2 separate regions of the Mus musculus genome follow, and region 2 is linked to region 1. Evidence: chromatin loops called from intact Hi-C (ENCODE). Cell type or tissue: left cerebral cortex. All regions are shown on one strand.

Region 1 (8,000 bases):
TGTAGGGGAATCGAGGGTAGGGAGGTGGAAGTGGGTGGATGGAGGAACACTCTCATAGAAGCAGGGGATTTCCCGGAAGTGGGGGGCGGGAAAAGGGATTAGAAATGTAAATAAAGAAAATATCCAAGAAAAAAGAAAAAAAAGTTAGATAGATAGATAGATAGATAGATAGATAGATAGATAGATAGATAGATAGATAGATAGATAAAAGGCCTTCATGATCTTTTTCTTTCTGGGCCAAACGCCTATGTAACACTTGAGAATGAGTAAGGGTGGCAGTGAGAAGCAGTTGTGTCCCAGGATACTCACACTCCTACATCCACCCAGGACCTCTCTGTACCATCACCCATGCCCTGAGGCTGTAGGAACTAGACAAGGCATTTGATCTTACTCACATAAACATTTTAGACTTGGGCTGTCAAGATGCTCAGCAAGTAAAAGTACTTTCCTTGCAAGCCTCACACAGTCTAAGATCAATCCCTGGAACCCACTCAAAGGTAGATGATGCTACTCCTGAAAATTGTCCTCTGACCTCCACACTTGTGCTTCAATGCCTCTCTCTCTCTCTGTCCCTCTCACACATACACACACACACACGGGGGGGGGGGGAGCACACAAAAACACAATAATAGGTTTTTTTTAAGCTTTTTTCTCACTCAACCCAAGGACTAAGAAACATATGGAGAAGCACAAAAGTCCTGTTTCTTGTTTCCTCCAGCCTGTCTTAGAGGAAGCAAACATAGTAACCAGAAGGTTTAAACTTTGCTTGTTGAAGTTTTTCTCAGAATAGAATTCTCCTTCTTCAGAACTTGAAAACTTTGCATTCACTGAAGGTATGCAGGCTGCATAGACAGATGTACAGAGTGGAATTTTCCATTTATAGAATAATAATCTTCATATCACTCTGGGGGCCACCATGCTTGTGGTAAGAACTCAAGTTCAGTGTCAGCAAAACTGCCAGGCTTCTGTGGGAGACTTGTTTATTTTTGGTGCTGGTGGCAGGGTGGTGGGGGTGGGCATAAAGGGTGATTTTGAACTTGAGTTCAACACAAACTTTAAAAAAGGAACTACACTGTCAAGTGCAGAGTATCCCTGCCTGGCTTCAGGTCTCTACCAAACAGTGGAAACTAGGACATGAGAAAGAACATGAAATGTATCTTCAAGCCCTAACTTGACAGTTGATCAGAATAGAAGCCCTTTTCTGGCTTCAGGTTCTGTCCCTGTCACCAGTGGGCTCTGTACAGCTCCCTGCAGGCAGGAGCTCATGTAGAATCTCTTGTGCAATGTATGGAAGCATCATTGTCAATTTTTTTTTTTAAGATTTATTTATTATATGTAAGTACACTGTAGCTGTCTTCAGACACTCCAGAAGAGGGCGTCAGATCTTGTTACAGATGGTTGTGAGCCACCATGTGGTTGCTGGGATTTGAACTTCAGACCTCTGGAAGAGCAGTCGGGTGCTCTTACCCACTGAGCCATCTCACCAGCCCCCATTGTCAATTTAAAAAAGCCTATGGCCAATCAGCTGAGTCAGGAAGTAGGAGATTGGGGGAGGGGGGAGGGGGGAGGGAGGGAGGGAGGGAGGGAGGGAGGGAGGGAGGGAGAAAGAGAGAGAGAGAGAGAGAGAGAGAGAGAGAGAGAGAGAGAGAGAGAGAGAGAGAGAGAGAGAGAGAGAGAAAGGAAAGAAAGAAAAGAGTTGAGTTCTGGGAAAGATTTAGGCACGGGAGATTTGCCCCAAACTTGGAGGACACAGATGCATGAAACTGAGAAATAAGCAGCCACGTGACATTCACAGAATAAAATAAATGAGGAGATCCGCCCCAGAACACTGAAGGAGACAGTTGCGTGAGACTGAGGAGTTAGACTACAATGAACAGGTTATGAGCTAGTCGAGAAACAAGCCAAAATTATTGGTGTAGGCATTTACTCTTATATAAGAAGTCACAGAGTCATTGTATTTCAGGGAACAAAGAGGCTGGGTGGAAAAATCACAAGGCTATAGGCTCAAGCAAAGCCGCACAATTCCAACTTACTTCTTTCCAGCTACGCACCGATGTAAATACAAACTTAGCCTAAAAAAACCTTCTGTGCTGTGGTGTTCAGGGTGGTCGCCTGCCTTGAGTCCTGATTCTAACCGTGACATAGTCACTGTTTGACCTTCAAGAACTCCATCTCTTCTTGTGGGGGGAGGGGTGTCCTCATTTTCTTCACCTGTAAAGACTAAATTAGATGATCCCAAAGATCCCTCTTACAAGTGATCTGTTTCACCCGCACATTCATTCTAACCCTAACCCAAACCAGAACCAAATTCTGAGCATCCTTTGTATAACCCAACAGACACACTGTGGCATTGGTTTGCCTTACTGGCCTTCATTGGACTTTGCTGGCGGATGCCGGTCTTCACTGACAATGCTCTGACATTGGCGTGATTTCTTTGCTGATCTTCACTTTTCGTGACTTCATAGAGAGTAACTTGCAAAAACAAAAAAAAAAAAACCCTCATATTTTGGCGGCTTCCTGCCACTTCCATGGACCCACGCCCATTGTTGGAGCCTCATGGTTTCTTCTGGATTGGTCTGCAGCTACTGATTCATGTTTGGTGACACTATTGAACTGGACTGCTGATATCCTGACAACAAAGGTCGGAATAACTACTTCTAAACAGGTCCATGACCCCCTTGTCCTATTAACCGTTCTTCCTCCCCTACCTTTGGTAGGCTATAAGGTAGCCTGATGTGTTGAAGAACCTTTATTGAAGTAGGTTTGTAAAAAAAAAAAAAAAAAAAAAAATCTAAGCCAAAACATGTGAATGTGACCTACCACCCAAAGAAAACTCACAGCATCAGAGGAGAGGTCTTACCACCTTGCTTCCATTGACACTGTACGGTACAGAGTGGGAAAGCTAGATCAGCCCTCTCCTCTGCAGAGCATTTTCTGACCCTCATCCTAGGTCACATTCCAGAAGAGTCCTCGGTGTCTTTTCCTAGTTTCAAATTATTTTTTGAGGTTGTTGGTGTTTATCACTTTAAGTTGCTTCTTTTCCAGGGAAGAGCAAGACTACTTCTTTCCCTCCTAGTAAGTCCTTTATTTTCCAGGGTTTTACCAAAAAGAGAAAATGTTATCTGTTTCAAAGCATTGAATATGCTGTTTTTCAAGTTCCACAGACCCTAGATTTCCATATAAGCACCCTGAAGAGGAGCTTCACACAAACTGGTCCGTAGTAAGAATTTCTAGCCCAGTTGTAGCCTCCACCTAACCTAAGTAAGTGAACAGCCTACGGCCCCAATTTCTGAACACCTGTTGGACCTGTTTTGATCCTCCACTACTCACTACCATATAAACTATATAAATCGTGAGCTTCCTCCCTGAGCCTCAAAGTTTGTGGGAGGACTTCACCCTGTGGAAAGTGCTCCAGAGCGCTGTGCCAACTGAAGTCACTGGGTCTTTAGCTGGGCTCTGATGGGAGCTAGCGCCTAGCCTTGCCTCCCCCAGCTTTTCTTGCTGATGATGATAAAAAGGAAAGTGGTAGCTTCAAACCATAAACCCGGTCCAGCCAAACCTGCAAGTGGATGCAAGTGCATCCCAGTTGCTTCATTGCGATCTGTGCCATTGGCATCCTCAATACCCCGCAGTGAAAAAAACAAAAACAAAAACCCAAGCTGGGTTACCGGCTGAGGTCTCCACGCTCGTGCAAAAGCAAGCCCCAGCCACCGCCTCATTCAGTCGCTTTCTGCACAGCCATTCCCTCCCAGCAAGCGCCGCCCGCCCCTTCCCCGATCGCCACCAATCAGCGTCCCGACCGGCGCCCGCGGAGTCAGGTCCGCAGCCATTGAGCGCCAGGGCCCGAGGCGGCGCCTCACCCGCCCCCTCGCAGGATGCCAGGCGCCCCGCAGCTGGTGAGGTGGGCGCAGCGCACGGGGCGCAGGAAACGCGCGGGGCTGGAGAAGAGCGCGCGCCCGCCTCCGCTCCGCCTCCGTCCGGGGGCGCGGGCGCAGTGGCCCGGGCGGAGGATCGCAGGGGGCAGGGCCGAGACAGCGAGGAGGGGCACAGGAGAAAGCGGGAGCGATAAAAGGAAGCAAGGCTGCCCTACCCCACGGCAGGCCGGCGGGCAAGCTCCTGCGTCCCTTCCGTCTGGCCCTTGCCGGCGGCGGCGGCGGGGAGGCGCGCGGCCCGCTGCCGGCCCATGGAGGCTTTCCCTTGGGCGCCACGCTCGCCCCGCCGCGCCCGCGCCCCCGCGCCTATGGCGCTCGTGCCCAGCGCCCGCTACGTGAGCGCCTCGGGCCCGGTGCACCCGCAGCCCTTCAGCTCCTGGAACGACTACCTGGGGCTTGCCACGCTCATCACCAGGGCTAGCGACCGCGGCTCCCCGCATGAGGGGCCCGGGCCCACGGCGGCGGGGCCCACGATGGGGCCGCCCGAGGACGATGAAGACGATGACGGCGAAGAGCCGGAGGCCGGGGGCCGCTACCTGGGCGGTGCGTTGGAACTGCGCGCACTAGAGCTGTGTGCCGGCCCCGCTGAGCCCGGGTTGCTGGAGGAGCGCTTCGCTGAGCTGAACCCGTTTGCAGGGCGCGCCGCCGCGGTTCTGCTGGGCTGCGCGCCCACCGCCTCCACCACCGCCGCCGCCGCATCCACGGCCGAAGTGACGCCGCGCGAAGAGCCAAGCCCTGCGTGGGCTGCCGAGCCTCGTCTGCACGCGGCTTCCGGGGCGACCGCCGCACGTCTGCTGAAACCGGAGCTTCAGGTGTGTGTGTTTTGCCGGAACAACAAGGAGGCGGTGGCGCTCTACACCACACACATCCTCAAGGGCCCGGACGGCCGGGTGCTGTGCCCGGTCTTGCGCCGCTACACGTGCCCCCTGTGCGGCGCCAGCGGCGACAACGCACATACCATCAAGTATTGCCCGCTCTCCAAAGTGCCACCGCCCACCGTCCGCCCGCCGCCGCGCAGCAACAGGGACAGCCTGCCCAGCAAGAAGCTGCGCTAGGAGCGGGCTGCATCAAGCTGTGTACACCTGAAACCTGCGCTCCTCTCCCTTGCCTCAATTTGGGAAGTCGTCTTGATTTTACGGAAGCCGCAGGAGCGCAGCACTTTCTTGTGGAGTGGTCGGTCTCTGACGTTGAAATCTTGAATTTTGTCCCTAGTTTCTAAAACGCGCATCCAGAACGGTGAGGGCTGAGCGGGTGTACCACCGGTTGAGTTGCGGTGAATGAGGCGCTGTTTACTGTATACGTCGGCCTAGTTTAGGTGCGCAACCGTATGAAATTGTCTCTCATCTTGGATGTTTCGTTTTATGAATGGAGGCACTTTATAACGTCTAAAGTATTTTTAATAGCCTCTGAACTGAGTGTAAAACTAACAATTGTATGGAATGTCGGCAAAATGACTTTTATTGTTTGATGCAATTAATTTATTTTAGTTTGTCATTCTAATTGCAGGTAAAGCAACTTAGTGCACTTCCCAGTATTGAGAGGGTGTTCTTCCTCGTGGCTTGTTTCTGTCCTAGATGGGAGGCTTAAAGGCACAATCTGTAGCAGGTAGAATACAGTTCCTTATCCTTTTATGCATCAGATATTCTGAATTAGCAAGTAGTCTTTCCAATCCTTAAAATTAACTGTGCCAAGGCTTAATCATATCGTGTACATATTTGGAAACGGTGCTGTTTGAGAGACGTGTATTTATACAGTGACAGTATTATGAATCCATTAATCTCCCCAGTAACTCCTGCTTAGCATTTTCTCTATGCACTACCCCGATGGTCCAATTCTTTGTGTCTGATGCTAAGACATTTCCTCCTCAGAAAGGAGGAAACCTATTTAGAGCAGTGTTAACCCACCTTGATTGCTCAAGTTCAGGGTTCCTAAATAGAAAATGGGGAACTATAATGCAATAACTCGAGTTCCAAAAGGTTCTACTCTGGGCTGTTTGCCTTTCAATTTACAGAGGGTGTGCCAGAATAAACCACTTCAAGTCTGTCTCATTAACTCCCTCTTGGTGGTTCCACTATTACTGAGACCCTTGTCTGCTTCCAGAACCCCAAAAGATCTTCATGCAAAGTTCCTCTTTCCAGTACTCCTGTAAATCTATCATAGTGAGTGCTGGAATATGGCACAAAACTACCTACCATCTAGACAGAAGAGGCAAAGGTAAAGGTGAATTAAGATAAATTCAGCCATGCATCAACACCACTATCTGCTAATACCAGCCAAGAGTTTAAGTATATAATGTTTGCAATAGTCAGATTTAGCTAGGAATACTGGGAGTTAGGCTAGACTGCCTTTCGTATTAAGTAGCAACTTTACAGCAAACTTACTTTCTGTATAAAAAGAGGCTGGTGTGAAAATACAGCTGTTAGCCCTATTGGTAAAAGGGAGGACTTTCTTCACAAGGAAGAAAACTATCCCTGTTAGTTATAGCCCCACATTCACTGGGCCTAGGCCTGAATGTAATAAAACGTTGTTATTTTGCTAGAAAATATACTACTTGTTTTGAGGTGAAGTTTTTCAAGTCAACATAAATTCACATCCTCTAGCTAATCTGCCTTTTCAAAAAGGTATTCTCAATGTCAAAAGCAAAATCAAGTCAGATTGCTGTAATCCCATCAGATATTTCCCAAGGCACGTATGTATGGTGCCAGTATTTAAGCACATGAGCTGAACCATGACCACATGTACCTAATGCCAACTTTTAATTTTCGGCATCTTACCAGAACTAAAGGCTGCTGAAACTGGCATTCTTGTCCCATGGTATTGAGAGGGCTCTTGGAAAATATCAAACTAAGTAGCTGTTATATTAACAGGGAGACAGCTGTCAGAAAAGCGCTTCTAAACACAAGGACCCAAGTTCTATCCCCAGCATCTACATAAGGGAATAGTGGTATGCCTATAACCCCAGTGCTCACGAGGCAGAGGCCAGCCACGCTACATGGATGGGCTCCAGGTCTGAGTGAAAAACATGATCTCATAAGCTAGATGGTTGTCTGAAGTTGGACCTCCACATTCATCTGCAGATTTGGGGTAATTTAAGCCAAAGGTAGCTATGATTGCATCACTGGGGACACTAGCAAGGCAGTCTAGCTCCAGGTATGGAAAAACCCAGATTCAAAAGAAACATCTTGTTTGAAGAAAAGGAGAATATGATTGAGTAGGGCAACCCTTGACCTCTGACCTCCATGTGCTTGCACACAGTAGTGACCACACAAAACTGTATCCCACATGGTGTTCTCCAACCCATGCCAAGTCTGTGTTTCCCAGCTAACAGATACTGAAAGTGTACAGCCAAAAAAAAAAAAAAAAAAAAGAAAAAGTACTTGTTTTTCTAGTGTTCTAGAGAAAATAAACTTAGCCCTAAAAATAACCAATCCTTTAATCCTGACACTCAGGAAGTAGAGGAAGGCTTGGAATGCAATGTTATAAAGGTTTTGCAAAATTGTTTACAGTAGACATCCAAGTTTAGGGCCATGGGTATAGCTCAATGATAGAGCACTTGCCTAGAATGCACAAAACCCTAGAATGCCATTAAAGGGACAAAAATGAAACTTAAAACCCAAAGTTTCATATAACACTTTGATAAAGTTGGCTTCTGCCTAAGAAAGCACTGTGGATCTGGCTAGACCACAAAAAGGGACAGCATTGTAACAGCTTCACCATGGGCAGAAAGGCACAGGTTGTGCTGTGCTTTAGCCTGCATTTGTCTATCCAAACTTGCTAGTTTTATCGGCTTTTTACTTTTTTGTACTTTATTTTTCCTATAAAGTCCTTTTCAGAAGTTAAATGGCTTTGATTATAACTTTTGTTAGATATATTAAACCAAAACCATGTATTTCAAAACTATCAGAAATGTGTTTTATTTCAGGCTAATTTTGTTGTCTTGAGTTTGCTGAATAACATGCCCTCTAATATAATATAGCTGATATATAATTCCCTCTATTATAAATATAACTTTGACAAAGTGTCTTTGGGAAAAACATGAAGAGTTTCACCAGCCAAAACTGACCTGGA
Region 2 (8,000 bases), 320 kb before region 1:
ATGCCTCACAGAGTTACGTGTGCACAAACAAACAAACAAACAAACAAACAAACAAAACCACTAATGGCAAAAAGGTTAGTTTCAAAGAAACACCATAACTTGATGGCAACACAGTAAGACATATATAATGAAGGCTGTATGCCAGAATGGGGAGAAGAGACCTCAGTGTAGAACTGGACTCAATTCCATGCACAACTTGGGTCAGCAGAGATGATAGTCAAAAAGCAATCTGGGTGGGGAAGAGGTAAGGACACCTAAGAGGTAGTAAGTTCTCAGGTTCTAACCTATTGTGGTTTTGGTGAAGGCAGGCAAATGTAAGCAGACATCCCTGGGGGGAACAGCAGTGGGAAGAATCTGACCCGAGACCAAGGATGAGTAGATCAGAGAGGGCTCTTGCTAGGCTGGTTCAGTTAAATTCTTGCAAGGAGATAGAAAGGTTTAGGAGACTATCTGATAATTTGGCCAAGCAAAGACTTTTTGGCATTGGCAAAGAAAAGTATTGATCCTAAAATCCAAGATAGGAAAATAGATTGTAGGCCTGCAGAGAGAAAGAAAAATTATATATAATTATATATAAAAATTATACACACATACACACACACACACACACATATATATATACATACATATATATGTTGTATTGAGAAAACGGAGATGTGCCAGATAGTAATTTTAGCACTGGGACTATGTTCATAGGAAGAAATAGAGTACATAGCAGGGAATCTAAAAGAAATCATTGTCTATTTACTCACCAGGTAAGTATACTATGCCTTCTTTGGGCTGGTCTTCTAAGATCAGGGAAGTAAAAATAGCTCTCTCCAAAATACCTATAGGATACTTGTTTTATATAGATAATAGTTGAGTGGACGAATAGACAATTGATAGATCATAGATATAAATGATAAGATAGATGGTAGATGGATGATAGATGACAGATAGATAGATAGATAGATAGATAGATAGATAGATAGATAGATAGATAGATAGATAGATGATAGAGAGATAGAGAGATAGAGAGATAGATGATAGAGATAGATGAGAGATATATTGAGAGATATATAAGGAGTTATAAATATAGATGTACATTTTATGTGTGTGTGCATGTGCATGAGTAAATGCACATGTGTTCATGTGCATGTAGAACACCATCCATCTTTTATTGGGACATGGTCCCTCATTGACCTAGAACTTACCAAGTAGGCTAGGTTGATTAGCCAATAAGACCCATGGAACCTTTCTGCTAATGTTTCTGCAATTCTAACTCCATCATCATGCTCAGCTTTTTAAAAACGGGTTCAAGGGATTAAAATCATGTCCTTGTGGTTATAAGATGTAGTGGTTTGAGTATGTTCAGCCTAGGAAGTGGCACTATTTGGAGGTGTAGCCTTGGAGTAGGTGTGTCACTGCTAGTGTGGGCTTTCAGACTCCCATCCTAGCTGCCTGGAAGCCAGTCTTCTAGCAGCCTTCAGATGAAAATGTAGAACTCTCAGCTCCTCCTGCACCATGATTGTCCGGATGCTGCTATGTTCTGGCCTTGATGATAATGGACTGAACTTCTGAACCTGTAAGCCCCAATTAAGTGTTGTCATCATAAGAGTTGCCTTTGTCATGGTGTCTGTTCACAGCAGTAAAACCCTACGAACAGAAATTGGTATCAGGGACTGGGGCATACTGTGATAGGTCTGACTATGCTTTTGTTTGGAAGGATGTGGATTTGGGATTTTGGATTTGAGAAGCAGTGGAATCATTTAAGTGGGGTTTAGTGGGCAATCCTAGTAGAAATATAAAAGACTTTGTTACTGAGAGCAATTTGAACTGTGCAGATCTGGCTCAAGAGGTTTCAGTAGAGAAGAATTTCAGTATGTAGCATAGAGACTGTTTTTGTGATATCTTAGTGAAGAATGTGGCTGCTTTTTACCATTGTCCAGAGTCTGCCTGAGGCTAAGGTGAAAAGATTTAGATTAATTACTTTGAAAAAGGAAGTCTCAAAAGAGCCTAGTATAAATTCTTTTGTGTGGTTACTAACGTTCATTCTTATGAAAAGCATTTTAATGAAAATGAGCAAACTGAGAAAGGGAAAATATAAAATATATAGTTCAAGTATTAAACAGGTACCAGGAAGTAGAATGGAGCTGGGTCCTATGTTCTAGGAATTAACAGATTAAGGAAGTAGGACTTTGGGGCAAGATCCCACCCAGATAATTTAGGTCCAGACATGGTGGTACACACCTTTAATCCCAGGAGACAATGACAAACAGATCTCTGAGTTCAAGGCCAGCCTGGGACAGAGCAAGTTTTAGGTGAAGAAAAGCTTAAATCCAGGAGTGGTGGTACAGACCTTTAATCCCAGGTGACAGAGCCATGAAGATCTCATAGTTCAAGGTCAATCTACAAAAACATTCCAGGACAGCCAAACTTAGGCAGTGAGGGAGTTGGAAAACAGACAGCTGGTAATAGAATAAGGGGAGGCATGTTCCAGACCCAGAAAGCAGCAGAACTTGGCAGCTTTAACCACATGGCTCTGGCTTTAAAGTCCAGAATAGAAAGGACTTCTGGGACAATTGATGATGGTTAGCTGGAACTAAGAAATTAGTGGTGGTTGAGAAGAGACCAGCATCACTGATGTGAAATCATCTGGGAAGTGTTTTCTGTGAGCACAAAGAAGCTGTGTTCCTGAAATAGCCAAGGTTGTACCTCGTGCTGCAGCTGGACTTGGTAATGTTCAAGAGTCACCCAGATGGTACTGGTTTTGAAGACATGAAGTAGTCATGAAGAGCAACTGAGGCTTGGCACTGTAAGAGGCTATGGCTAGTTATGGCCCCCATAAACACATGTGTTTGAACAAGCCTATGGGAGCCAGGAAGTAGAATGTAGTGGTTTGAATATGTTTGACCCAGGGAATGGCATTATTTGAAGGTGTGGCCATGGAGTAGGTGTGTCACTGCGGGTGTGGGCTTTAAGACCCTTATCCTAGCTGCCTGGAAACCAGTCTTCTAGCAGCCTTCAGACGAAGATGGCGAACTCTCAGCTTCTCCTGCATCATGCCTGCCTGGATGCTGCCATGTTCCTGCCTTGATGATAACAGACTAAATCTCTGAACCTGTAAGCCAGCCCCAATTAAATGTTGTCCTTATAAGAGTTTCCTTGGTCATGGTGTCTGTTCACAGCAGTAAAACCCTAAGACATAAGGCAAGCACTGATCCATCTCCCAAGCCCCCTCACTTGTCATATTCTGTAAATAAGTCCATTCCACTCTGATGTATTCACTGGGCTGAGGGCTCCTCATGATGGTGAGTGTGTCATTTCTGTGTCCACTACCCAAAGACCATTACTGTCCAGTGCTATCTACTGTCTCACTGACAACTCATCCTTGTAATGTCCCCACCGCTGAGAGGAATAAACGGTAACTCAAGCAGTGTGATAACTGAAAGATTCTTCTGCCTTTCCCCTGGAGGCAATTTCATCCTAGAAAAATACTTCTGTCTGTCACTTGATGGCGATCAAGGCTCACACAGTTTGGATACAACTGGAAGCTGATCCTGCTCAGATTCCTTCAAGTCTTGAGAAAGGTTTGGTTTTTGTTTTGTAATATCTGGAGGGGAAACAGCCCCTCGTCCCCCACCATCTCTATCTACTTTTTTCTTCAGTTCATATTCTTGCCTAGGTAAATGAACTACCAAATGGATCCTGAGAGCCACCAGGGCACTAGACTTAGTGAACTTGGAGATGACTGTGACTGTTGAGGTAAATAAGTCTATGAATCCCCAGGAGTCTGAGCCTGTCGTGTGCTCTTACTCCACCTGCAGGCCAACCTGAAAATTGCAGCATCACTGGCCTGGATCATCTAGATCTGAATCTGAAACTTTTCCACACTGGAATTATTGAGCTCAATAGTCCACTGACCCATCTCTCCATCCTTATGGTTTTTTAATAGTTGGTTAAAGGACCTGCCCCAAAGGCGTAAGGACAGAAGAGTAAGAAATGAGGAAGATCTGATCCCCAGAGTCCAATAAAGACCAGTGGACATGGCAGCTCACAACCATCAGGGTTGGGGGAGAACGTGGGGGTGGGGGACTATCTCAGTATGTAAGTGGAGAAAACCAAGGAAGATGTCAAACATCAACAACTGATTTACACATGCACCACAAAACTCATATGTACTCATGTACAACCACACATTTATAAATGCTCACACACCATACATACATACATACATACATACATACATACATACATACATACATACATACAGTTTTTAAAATACCTGTATATCTGAGCTGGAGTAAACAGCCTATCCTTGAAGACAGAATAAAGCAAAGGAGAGTGAGAGAGAAAATGTTAAATCCACTTCATCTACTAGACTCTCCCCCAAAGAAAGCTAATGGGTCCTAATTTCTTTCAAAAAAAAAATAACTGGAGACAAGTCTTTGCTGGCTTGGCATGATTGTATAAGCCAAAGGGTCAACTTCTTGAACTCGAGTCTGCAAGTCTTGAGCCTCAGAGAATCCAACATCTGAGACCTGGGTCTGAAGAGTAGGCAGTCAGTCAGCTCTGCACTCTAGCACTGAGAAGAAGATAATGATAGCCACCATTCCCTGAGTGTATGGCAGGACCTGACTCAAGTGTTTTATGTGTATCATTCTATTTAATCTGAGCAATGGCCCTGTGCAGCAGGTATGTCCCTCAGCCCATGGAAAGGTAACTACACGGTTTTGAAAAAAAGCTAAGACTGGTCTGGGAATATAGTTCAGTAGGTGTATAGCTCAGTGCTTGCCCAGCAAGAGCAAGATAAGAGAAAGCTGGAGGGCTAAAGTAAAATCCAGGTAGAGTACTTTCCTAGTGTGCATAAGGCCCTGAATTCAATGCACAGTAACAGCAGGGATGTTTATGAACTTCCTACTCAAGGCAGGACCTGAAGTCATGCTGCTAAACTTGACTGATCAGCTGCTGCCTCCAGGTGTCTCCATCCTCTAGCCAAGACTAGCCCTAACCATGGTGGCAGATGAGCTGCATCTGTGGTTCTGTGAGTTTCCTGCAGAAAGTAGAAGCCACTGGCATGCTTTGGCATCAGGTTCACGTTCAGATCCCAGATATTGGCAATTGGCATCTGGGTACTTAACCTCTTAAATACTAGTTTCTCTTTTAAGTGGGATTTTTGTAATGCCCTCTTTATACAACTGTGGTAAAGATGCCAAGAGATGATACATGTGTTTGTGTGCGTGCATGTGAACATGTATACTTGTATGCAAGCATATTGAGGCTAGAGATCAATGTCTTGTGTCTTTATCTTTTGTTCTTATTTTTTGATACAAGTGTCTTGCTAAACTTAGCACTCATTGAACTGGGGTATCTGGCCAGCAAGCCCAAGGATCCTTTTGTCTCCTCTTCTCCAGCTCAGGGGCTACAGACACACGACACTGCATCCACCTTTATAGGTGGGTGCTGGAGATCTGAACTCTGGTTTTCATGCTTGCTCTACAAATCTCTTATCCACTGAGCCTCTTTCTTCTCTCTCTGTCTCTCTCTCTCAGTCTCTCTCTGTGTCTGTCTCTCTGTCTCTCTGTCTCTGTCTCTCTCTTTCCCTCTCTCACATACACGGTGTGTCTAGGAGGGAAGGAGGAAGGGAGGGAGAGAGGGAGGGAGAGATAGAGAGGCAGATGGAGAAACTAACAACAAATCCCAAGAGGCTCTGGGACCATAGGAATGAAACCCAGCAGTGGAAAGACAAAGGTTCTAAAAATGAGTAGTGCTCAGCCTAGGATCACTAGGGCCCATAAATTCTCATGCCTAGGCCCCATTTTCAGACCAATTAAACCAGTATCCTTGAAAGTGAAAGCCAAACATTGGCTCACTCCAAAAGAAACCCAAGGGACTAATATTCAGCCAGAATGAGCCACTCCTGGGCATGTGAGTGTTTGGTCTGGCAGAGAGCAAGGGATGGCCCCTCACCAGCTTTCTCCCCCGTTTCTCTAGAAGCAAAAATCAAAGCTCAGGCCTCACTCTGACAGTTGAAATCTCCACAAGGTTTGGACAGGTCTGTTTGCAACCTTGGTGTTGCAATTAGCAGCTTCTTCTGGCTTTGGTAATGTGGTGACAGACAGACGAAATGCATACGCCACAAGATTAAATAACAAGGAGATGTTATGCCAACAAAATTAACTTGTCCAGCCCTGTTCCTTAGCAACTGCGCTATTACTGTAGGTTTCCTTCCGAGGCCTCTGGTCCTTCACACCACTCCCTTTCATTAAGATGTGAGCTGGTTATTTATAACTTTAATGAAAAGGAAAGAAAGGGAAGGGATGTGGGAAAAGAAACTGGTAACTGTCCTTCAGATTACACCAGTCCAATCTGCCCCCAGACAAACAGAATCAAGACCACAACTTTTAAATCAGGGTGTTGACTTTCCTGCATACTTAACTCCTCCAGGCCCCTCCTTGGGCTTCATAGGGCAAGGCTACCTTTGATAGAAAGAGTGACTTTGCCAATTCAATCTGAGGCTGCCTGGGAAACCATTGTTCAGGAGTCAGGACTGAACTCTGAAGTACAGAACATGCTGTTCTCTAGGGAAAATCATTTTTAATGCAGCAGACACAGCCACAGATAAAGTAATTAAGGTGCTTGTGGGACCATCCCTTCTTACACTGTCAAGTGGAAATGCTAAAGAGGGTGCTCTTTATGTACAGGTTTTGGCATACAGGGAAATAGCAGAGGCTGAAGGTCACCGACACATCACACCTGGCTAATTCAGGGTCCCTGGCCCTGGATAGCAGTAATCCCTGAAACCTAAGGAGTAGACAGAGATTTGGCTTCCTGTGGTCTTCTGATGGGATCCAGCTACACTCTAGACCTTGCCTGATCATATTTGTTATTGATGGGATTTTGGGCTTTGATAGTTTTTAAAGCCTCTTAAGAAATAATATTTGGGAGAGCCATCTTGGTTCCCGAATCCCACCGAGACTAGTCTGTGCAGGTGAGAGTGTGGACTACAGAAGCTAACAGCTTCTGGGACAGGCTGAAGACACAGAGCTTCTGAGGCAGACCCCGTTTCGGGCTCCAGACATCTAGGCACCTTCCCTGCCAGAGGAGAGGTGTCCGCCCCTCCCGGAAGGGCTTTGCCAGAGCACCTGGAGGAGCCATCTTGGTTCCCAGATCCCTCTGAGACTAGTCTGTGCAGGTGAGAGTGTGGACTACAGAAGCTAACAGCTTCTGGTACAGGCCCTGTTTCTTCGGCCTTCATCTTCTGCCAGGAGGCAGGTCCGAAAGCCAGATATCTGTGCACCTTCCCTGCAAGAGGAGAGCCTGCCTGCAGAGAGTGCTCTGACCACTGAAACTCAGAGGAGAGAGCTAGTCTCCGAGATCTGCTGATAGACGGTAACAGAATCACCAGAGGAACAATCTCTAACCACAGACAACTTTAACAACTAACTCCAGAGATTACCAGATGGCAAAAGGCAAACGTAAGAATCTTACTAACAGAAACCAAGACCACTCACCATAATCAGAACCCAGCACTCCCACCTCAGCCAGTCCTGGGCACCCCAGCACACCCGAAAAGCTAGACCCAGATTTAAAAGCATATCTCATGATGATATCAAGAAGGTAGAGGATATCAAGAAGGACTTTAATAACTCACTTAAAGAAATACAAGAGAACACTGCTAAAGAGTTACAAGTCCTGAAAGAAAAACAGGAAAACACAACCAAACAGGTAGAAGTCCTTAAAGAAAAACAGGAAAACACATCCAAACAGGTGATGGAAATGAACAAAAACATACTAGACCTAAAAAGAGAAGTAGACACAATAAAGAAAACCCGAAGTAAAGCAACGCTGGAGATAGAAACGCTAGGAAAGAAATCTGGAACCATAGATGCGAGCATCAGCAACAGAATACAAGAGATGGAAGAGAGAATCTCAGGTGCAGAAGATTCTATAGAGAACATCGGCACAACAATCAAAGAAAATTCAAAATGGAAAAAGATTCTAACTCAAAACATCCAGGA

What was found. Peaks named below come from ENCODE experiments on the same cell type or tissue, not always from the same donor. Only the 100,000 strongest peaks of a DNase experiment are listed, where the experiment ranks them.
Region 2: a loop joins it to region 1, with 3 times the contacts of the local background. A loop is called at or near these places in 3 of 42 quality-filtered maps.

Annotation. Positions count from the first base shown.
Region 1 is chr19:60,752,083-60,760,082 of GRCm38, forward strand. It overlaps Nanos1 (nanos C2HC-type zinc finger 1), which reads left to right and starts at 3,905. Exons shown (of 1, transcript NM_178421.3): 1 at 3,905-7,832. The coding sequence starts at 4,184. The coding sequence ends at 4,987. In left cerebral cortex, a CTCF peak has its summit at 3,768; DNase peaks (open chromatin) are centred at 3,813 and 4,727; H3K4me3 peaks cover 2,866 bases; H3K27ac peaks cover 1,607 bases.
Region 2 is chr19:60,434,239-60,442,238 of GRCm38, forward strand. No RefSeq gene overlaps it. Among named protein-coding and RNA genes, the nearest start is that of Prlhr, 30 kb to the right of the region's middle. In left cerebral cortex, a CTCF peak has its summit at 3,789 (motif pointing left); DNase peaks (open chromatin) are centred at 3,560, 3,739, 5,937 and 6,155.